Linked DNA regions of Homo sapiens: region 2 is linked to region 1. A link is a loop called in an ENCODE intact Hi-C map of the cell type or tissue named here. Cell type or tissue: gastrocnemius medialis. All regions are shown on one strand. Links, peaks and the distances in the headings refer to the core of each region. The heading gives the core; the rest is flanking DNA. Region 1 overlaps ARHGAP6 (Rho GTPase activating protein 6). Region 2 overlaps CLCN4 (chloride voltage-gated channel 4).

Region 1 (4,387 bases), core at 90-4,089:
TGAAGATGTTTAGCAGCATCCATGGCCTCCAACCACTAGATGCCAGTAGCATGCTCCTCCCCTCTGAATTGTGACAACTAAAAATGTCCCATGACATTGCCGAATGTCCCCTGTTGGGCAAAATTGCCCCTGGTTGAGAACTATTGTTCTAAAATTATACAAAATAACCTCTTTTTGCTAAAGCAAAATAATTGTTAGACATTCTAAGACTCAGAAGAGAAGGAAACTTGAAATGAATCAAGCCACTAAGGACATTTGAACTGAGAGGTTACATAGAACAGAAGCTCTAAGGGGACCCCAAGCATCCCCATCTAAATTTCCTTCTCTCCTAAAGTTCCATTGGTATCTGCAATAAATCAACATTTTTTGTAAAATCCACTTGCTCCATTTCTCAAATCATTGCTTCATCTCTCATTTGTGAAGCTATTGTGTTTGATTACTCCCAAATACAATTTTTTTTCCTACCCAAAGGAGACCCTTCCCACTCTGCATCCTAAAGTGTCTGGGTGTCGACTCATGGTCAGTAAGGTGGTTGCTATGTAGATTAATGTGCGCTAGCTGATATTTTGGTTTGCTCTCCTGGCCTATTTTGTCAAGCTTGGAGGGTTTTCTAACTTTGCAACTTGGACTCACAGACTCCTAGCCTCAAAGAAATATTTTCACACCAGCCTTAAGTTCACATCCAAGATGTGACAGATTGTGTGTTCTTGGGGTGGAAGTGAGAGGGAAGGGGAATAAATAAACCCATTTTTAGGAAGTATAGTCAGCACTTACGCCCTTCCATCATGCCTTTCTGAAGGCATTGCCTCAAACCCAGACTTGAAGTTGAGCATACTGCTTAAATTAGGGGATTGGGGCAGGGGCATGGGCATGATCTACCCATAAACCATAGATGGTTTCTTCCACCCCCGCATTCTCCCTCTTCTGACTCTATTGACCACTCCCTCTCCCCACCAATTCTCTCTTTTTATTTTCTTGGCACCAGAAAATCTTTTTTTTTTCTTTTTATCGAGGTGGTGTCTCACTTTGTCACCCAGGCTGGAGTGCAGTGGCGCGATCTCGGCTCACTGCCAACCTCTGCCACCCGAGTTCAAGCAATTCTCCTGCCTCAGCCTCCGGAGTAGCTGGGATTACAGGCACCCACCACCACACCTGGCTAATTGTTTTGAATTTTTTGTAGAGATGGGGTTTCACCATGTTGGTCAGGCTGTTTTCAAACCCCTGACCTCAGGTGATCTGCCCACCTCAGCTGGCCTCCCAAAGTGCTGGGATTACAGGTGTGAGCCACTGCACCCAGCTGGAAATCTTAAGATTTAATTGTCTTCCAGTGAATGAGCTGAGAGAAATAGGATTTATTTAACCAGAGTTGTCTTCTCCTCTTGGGAGTGAGAAAAAAAAAAAAAAAAAGTAGGGCTTTGCCTAACCATTATTTACAGCTGTAGAAAACCAAATGCACAGTCTAAATCTAAGTAAGGAAAAACACAAACACAACCTTAGAAGATAGAAATCATTCACAAAAAGCTCTGCATTTGTATTTCAGTATGTGATGTTATATGCTTTCAGTCCAGTTCAACTGACATTTTGAAACCAAACGCTTATACAGTGTTTGCAGTGATTTTAAAAATATTAATCAATGTTATCCTCATATCAATCCTATGTAGTTGTTATTATTACTATTATCCCCATTTCACAGATAAGGAAATTGAGGCATAGATAAGTAACTTGCCTAAGGTATGCAGCTAGTAGTGGTGGCTCTAGGATTTCACATTTATTGAGCAATCAGTAAATGTGCTCAGTCTTGGGCAACAAAGACAAGTAAGAAGCCAAGCAGTTTTGTGGGGAAGACCTCTGAATGGTTAATCCTGTGATGGAGTGGTGAGTGCTATGTTAACTGCTGGATTAATTAAGCCTTTTTAATTTCTATATTTCTGATCATTTGATATCCAGAGCCTTGCTGATCCTGAAGGGACTGCCCCTCCCCTGGGAGAGCTAGCTAATTCCTAGGGATGGTAAACAACTCACTTGGAATTATACCTTTCCTATGTGGACCAACCAATCCAGAGCCCATACCCCAACCACCTCATTTATTGGGCTCTCACAGGGCTCTCAAACCCTTGCCCTAATCACCCCAGGCCAGGTACCAGACACTAGAGATGGACCCTACACCCCAGAGTCCACTTAAATTATTCAAGCTAGCCAATCCTAAGCCTGCTAGCCCTGCCTCACCCATTCCTTTCCACACAAACCACAATAAAGGCTCTTGCCCATGTTTTCTCCTTGCTTCCTCTTTCCCCTGACCAGCCCTGGTGCTTCCCCATGTGGCCCTATGTGGTGTGGCATGCCTCTCCTCTTGGGAACTGTGTGTAACAAGCTGTTTTCCCAAAGGCAATTGTCTACTGATCTGTTAGCCCCACTATACCTGAATAATAACAAAACTTACATTTAGAAACATTTGCGTGCCTGTGGAGCCCCATGCAGGCACTCAGGAGACAAGTACAGCTGGACGCTGTTTTCAAGCTGCTCACAGCTGTGCTGTACTGGGCCACAAAATGCAATTCTTCTGCCATGGTTGGTGCACAGCAGCTGTTTGGCTCCCCACTGGCCTGGTCTGTGTAAGTGTAACAGATGACTTCCATGCCGTTCTTAAATTACAGCCCAGAGAAATCAGTTGGTTTAAATAGTCTCACTTATGGACTACTTCCAACGCCCTATGATTGCTTTGTCCCTTCTTTATTTGAAGGTTCACCATGTTCTTCTTTACAGAAGTACACTATGTTCTTCTATAGAATTTTCTGCATATTCTCTCAAGCCTTCTTGGTGCCAATAAGCCATCTTCAACAATGAAAGCCACTGGTGGCTGCTGGGTAGGAGTTGGTCACCTTTGGAGATCCCAAAGAGGGATCTAAGACTCTCTCAAGCTGGGGGGACATCAAAATGACCAGCTATTTGGCCAAGGAAAGACAGTTATCTGTCCTATGGGTAATTTTGCTTGTGGAACTCTGCTCTCTACCCCAAAGGTGACCATTTGCCATGATTATTGAAAAGAGGATTCCAGATCTGGGCGAACAAATGAAATTTGAGGTTTCTTATAGCATGGGACCCCCTCCTCCTCCTATTAGCTGCTCTGTAAAGCTGAAGTATTGCTCCTCATGGTAACTTTTCTTATTTAAACCTTTTCAATATTGCACTTGTTGAGGTTTTTTTTTTTTTTTCTTTTCCTTTTTTTCTTTTTTGACAGAGTCTTGCTCTGTCACCCAGGCTAGAGTGCAGTGGCGTGATCTCGGCTCACTGCAACCTCCACCTTCTGAGTTCAAGTGATTCTCCTGCCTCAGCCTCCTGAGTAGCTGGGATTACAGGTGCCTGCCACCATGCCTGGCTAATTTTTGTATTTTTAGTACAGACGGGGTTTCACCATCTTGGCCAGGCTGGTCTTGAACTCCTGACCTCATGATCCGCCTACCTCGGCCTCCCTAAGTGCTGAGATTACAGGCATGAGCCACCGTACCCAGCCTGAGGTTTGTTTTGTTTTGTTTTGTTTTGTTTCACTTTTTGTCCCTGGATAACCAATGAGATTAGGGGCTTATTAATCTCCTCTGGCTAGTTATCTCCATTAAGCTTATTGATTTTCATTCTAAATAGGTTCAAAAGAGCTGTTTATAGACTTAACTAAAGGCTTAATGGCTGGCGATTTGGAGGTCTGTATCCTTTGCCAGAGTGAGGATAAAGTCACATTCCTTTTTCTATTCCCAACCCCTCCTAAAACAGTGGGAGGCCGTAGTTAGGCACTCCACTAACATTTATTGAATGTGGGTATTTTCTGATGTTGGATCGCTTAGGCTAGTTCAGAAGTGGGAGCTGTGGTCTGGGTCTCTGTGAAACATCTCCTGAGAGGATGAGAAAAAGCTGTTTACTCTCGAGTGTCTGAGTTTATGCCCATGTGGATGGTTAGCGGGTCTGTCATTCAGCAGGGTAGGCAACTCTGCAGAATGCCATGGAAATTACCTTTCTTGAAATCCATGGAACAATTTTAAGTTGAAATCACAGTAATGAAACAAAGCTGTTATGGGGATGGTGTCAAGAAAGTTCAGTCATATTCCAAAGTCCTCTCAATTTGCATTTGAAGGGTGGTGCATTAATTGTCTCAATGGCTCATTTCTCAGACAGTTGAATGATAAATTGTTAGAACTATAGCAGTGGTTCTCAACCAAGAAAGATATTGCATTGTCTGGAGACATTTTTGATTGTCATAACTTGGGGAATGTTACTATAGTAACACCTAGTGGGTAGAGGCCAGGGATGCTGTTGAACATTTTAAAAGGCACACAGTGGGCCAGGCACAGTGGCTCATGCCTGTAATCCCATCACTTTGGGAGGCCGAGGCGGGTGG
Region 2 (4,387 bases), core at 178-4,177, 1.4 Mb after region 1:
GCTGGATCTGGCCTGCAGGCTGTGCTTTGCCGGCCCCTGCTTTACACCATGGGTGTTTATTGGGCATCTGCTACCTGCCAGGCCACTGTCCAAGGCACCAGAGCTACCAGCACATTTGCGGCCCTCACCTCCCAACAAAACCCAGCAAACAAATAATCGTGACCCACGGGGACAAGTATAATATAAAGACAAGTGGCCACAGTCATTCCCCTTAGGATTATTTAAGGGAAGGAATGAGTTTCCAGAAACCCAACAATGCAACTAAAGGATGTCACCATCAACATTTCAACCTTAAAGCTTTGGGAAAATAAAGATGAGTTCCTATTACACACATACACACACACACAGAGAGAGAGAGAGAGAGAGAGAGAGGGAGAGGGAGGGAGGGGGAGAGAGAGAGAGAGGGAGGGAGGGAGAGAGAGAGAGAAAGAGAGAGAGAGGGTGGGAGAGAGAGAGAGAGAGGTTTCTGTGAGATCCTACAATCAGAAAAGTTTCTCCAAGTAATTAGTGATCCGAATGCTTCAAGATTCCGGGTGCCTCGGCTCATGAATAAAAATATGATCATACCATAGCGCTAACAAAGTGTTCAAGATCATCACAGTTACCTGTAGTGTTCACATGACACCATGAAAAGCATAGGACACAACAGAAATTCTAGAACACACAGCCAGAGGAGAGGGCCCAAGAACATCAAGTTCAGAGACAGGCCATGGTCAGACGGCAGCTAAAAATAAACATCTCAAAAGCTTCATTTCTTACAGATTTTCCAGGAGCCCCAGTGACTCATCACAAGCAGCCTTTACCGAGCTGCTTTTCTTCCAACCTTGTGGATTACGAGAGGTGCTGGCCTCAGTGGCTGCTGGCTGCTGGCTGCCAGTTCCTTGGTGCTGGGAGCCCCTAGTCTCAGAGGGGGCTTCACTGCAACCCAAGACGACTGCTGGTTCAGCTCCTGCTGGTCCAACAAGCCTGTATGAGGAATGCTTCCCCCTTTTTCCATCTCCTCCAACCTGTAACTCCTACCTCGTCAGAAAGAGAAGGCAGGACAACCCTCCCAAACCTACCACGCCTCACCTGCCATCCTCCCCACGGCCTTCAGACCCTAAGCTGGAGCTCCTACCCAGGTCACCGCAACCTCCTAACTGCGTAGCCCACCACTCCAGCTCTGCCCAAGTAATGCCAAGGTAATTCCCTCTCTGACCCACGGCCATTCCTCTGTCACCTTCAGTGGCTTCTCATCTACCCACCCTTTGACTCAAGCACTTCCCAAAGTATGCTTGCAATGAGTAAACACAGAATACAGAGCAAAAGAATCCGGATGCATCCAAACACTCTGTGTGATCCCGTTTACATCATGTTCAAAAACGGGCAGAAGTAAATTAACAAAGCTCAGGAACCAGAATTCTTTGGTAAATCTACAATGAAAAGTAGAGACGTAAACACAATAGAAGTCAGGAGAGTATTCTGAGGGGCAGGGAGGTGAGGGGACTGGGGAGGGGACAAAAGATGACAGCAGCAACAGTCTTTCCTGACTTGAGCAGAGGCATGATGACACAGTGTTCCTTTTACAATTCGTCCAGCTATATGGCAGTGTAGGGCAGCCTGGAGGGGAGGAAGAGCTCAAGGGGGTGACAGAAAGGTAGGGCTGACAGCAGGGCACAGGGTGGGGGGAATTAGGGAGCAACTGGGCTCCGCAGGTTGCCATGGGTGTCACCAGCCCTGCTGAGCTGCAGTCTGCTCACCTGCAATATGGGCTAACAAGACCACCTCCTAGGATGGTCCTGAAGACTGTTTATAAAATGCCCGCCCTGGAACAGGGCCCAGCTGTTCGTTGCCACATAACAGATATTTGCTAAATGAGCTTGTTATTGGGTGAAGGGTCAGCGGAGGACTTGGGTCCGTAAAGGGCTGCTAGAGTGGTCCAAAATAGCCATTTGTGCCTCCATCAGAACTCTCCCAGTCTCCTTCAATTGCTAACAAAGCTGGCCCCTGGCCCCAGATGTGGCACAGAACCCAATCTGGCCAATGACAGTGCCCCGACCACCAGGCACAATGACCGGCTATGGGGATGAGCGTGGGACCCATGCAGGGCCGCACACATGGACGAGGGGGAGAAAGGAAGTCTCTCTTTCCACGGTAGTGGCTAACTTGGAACCACCAACCCTACCAAGGGTGTATGGCGGGAGGGAATGAGGCCAGAGGCAGACACCAAAGTGTCCCCTAGAGACCATTCTGCCCCCAGGGGATGCTTGACAATGCCTGGAGACATTCTTGGTTATCACCTCTGGGGAGGGGGATTGCTATGGCATGATGTGGGTAAAAGCCAGAGATGCTGCCCAGCGTCCTAAATGCACAGGACGACCCGCACAGAGAAGAGTGATCTAGCCCCAAATGACCACAGTGGCAAGTTGAGACAGCTAGAAAACAAACAAGCCAGAGACCCAGACAGACGCCTTCCAGTTCCTGAGCCCAGGCTCCCTACATTCCAGCAGATTCCCTGGGTTTCTTTCCCAGCTTACGTCACCTAGACCAGCGCTTCTCATATGACAATGCACATGCGCATCCCCTGGGCTTCTGGTTAAACTGCAGGTGCTGATTCAGCAGGTCTGGGGCATGGCTGAGGCTCGAATTTCTCACAAGCTCCCGCCCCCGCAGAGGCACTTTGGAGAATGGCCAGGAGGTAACAAAGAAAGAAAAGAGACCGGGCTGCCTTCAGAAATCGGGGAGCCAGGAGCAGAGGACAGAGAAAGAGCCACAGAGGGAGGAGATTAAGCAGTCACGTGACTGGGAGGCTGGGGAAGGAGAATTCCAGAAGGGTACTGCCAGGGAACCCCACGGTTCCCAGCCCGGGGTGCGCAGCCGAACCACGTGGGAGCATTCAGAAAGCCCAAGGAGCAGGCCCCGCCCAGAGTCATTAAACCGGGGTCCCTGAGGCAGCGCCCAGGCATCAGCATTTTTAAAAGCTCCCCAGGTGCTGCCAATGTGCGGCCTCGGGTGAGATCTGACTCCGACTTGGATGAGCCATGCATCCCTTAGGGTCTTATTAAACGGCAGATTCTGATCCTGGAGAGCTGGGGTGTGGCCCAAGACTGCATTTGAGACGCCGAATTTCTAAGGCACTCCCAAGCGATGCCTGAGACCACCACACGAGGCTCTAGGAAGATTGGTTTCATCTGGCGGTTGGCAGGGTCTTGGAGATGTCTGAGAGGGGAGGGGAAGAGGGCAGTCTTGCAGTTAGTTGCCTTTGAAGAATGTCGCCAGGCTGCAAGGCCTGCATTACCGTGATCGTCATCAGACTGTGTCATTTCACTCCTTCCTGCTCCAGCTTCAAAGCTTCCCCACAAGCGCCTCCTCCAGGGTCTCCTGCTCCTCGAATAACATAACATGCTTAAGAAATGCAATCCAACACAAATTAATAGCCATCTTCAAATTATACAACAGACCGCTGTTCTCTTAATTTACTTGTGTGGAAGGAGGGAAAAAAATGTTCTGGCATGAATGTTTGAGGCTATAGCAAACATTTGTTTATCTGCCTATTCACGCTGCTCAGAACTGAAAGATTAGAAGTGGAAGTTTAAAATACAGCTAGTGTACCAGGATTTTCTGCCCCCACAATGCTCACACACACACACACACGCATGCCCTCTCTCTCTCTCTCACATACACACACACACACAAACACACACACTTTCCCATTCCTCCAATGAGCAGACACAGGAAGGAAGCATCTACCTAAGGAGGTTAGAGCGAAGCCTTGACCTCGGTCTCTTCATTCACAGTTACAATACTGCCACACGACCCCAGGCATGCGAACTACCCTATACACATGGCTCTGTTGTCCCCATCCAATTTCTAGAATAACTACTGTATCTGATGCTGCCAGCGCCCCACTCATATCACTCAAAACCTTCCAGTAAGCTCTAGCTAATTTCCAACCATATCGCTTAGTCTAAGGTCACTGTCATTGTTTTGAGACCCACAGAAGGTGGCTCTGCTTACATGGCATGCCTGAAGTGCATTATTGGGAATAGGTATTAATCGATGACTCTCAAGAACTGACTCCCGAGGGAAAAGGCTTGCGGGGCAAAGTCTGGAGAAAACCAGACATCTTCAAATGTCCTACTCCCTTGTCCCTTGAATGAGATTATTTCAAGGCATGTGCTTTGTACCTGTGCAGAAAACACGTAATATAGCAGACCTGAGACTGCTCTCCTTAGAAAGGCCTGTTTGCAAGGTTGGCCCTTGGCTGGCATCTGGGAATTTGTATTTTGGGAGGGTTCCCACCATTCCCAGAGCTGGTAAGAGTGGCTCACTGTGCCTAAACTCTTTGTCCAAATACTGTGATCTATGCTGAATGCCTGCTTTCTCTCTGGGAGTCTGGAATTTTGAT

The links. Hi-C counts contacts between places; a loop is a spot of excess contacts. Peaks named below come from ENCODE experiments on the same cell type or tissue, not always from the same donor. Only the 100,000 strongest peaks of a DNase experiment are listed, where the experiment ranks them.
Region 2: a loop joins it to region 1, with 4 times the contacts of the local background. A loop is called at or near these places in 5 of 110 quality-filtered maps.

Annotation. Positions count from the first base shown.
Region 1 is chrX:11,539,098-11,543,484 of GRCh38, reverse strand. The region is part of intron 1 of ARHGAP6 (Rho GTPase activating protein 6); the gene reads left to right. Among named protein-coding and RNA genes, the nearest start is that of ARHGAP6, 120 kb to the left of the region's middle. In gastrocnemius medialis, for the core only: no CTCF peak of the experiment used is centred there; a DNase peak (open chromatin) is centred at 2,564; H3K27ac peaks cover 3,053 bases.
Region 2 is chrX:10,171,931-10,176,317 of GRCh38, reverse strand. All of the region lies in intron 2 of CLCN4 (chloride voltage-gated channel 4), which reads right to left. Among named protein-coding and RNA genes, the nearest start is that of CLCN4, 17 kb to the right of the region's middle. RefSeq lists an enhancer at 1,497-2,473. In gastrocnemius medialis, for the core only: no CTCF peak of the experiment used is centred there; DNase peaks (open chromatin) are centred at 827, 1,735 and 2,647; H3K27ac peaks cover 4,000 bases.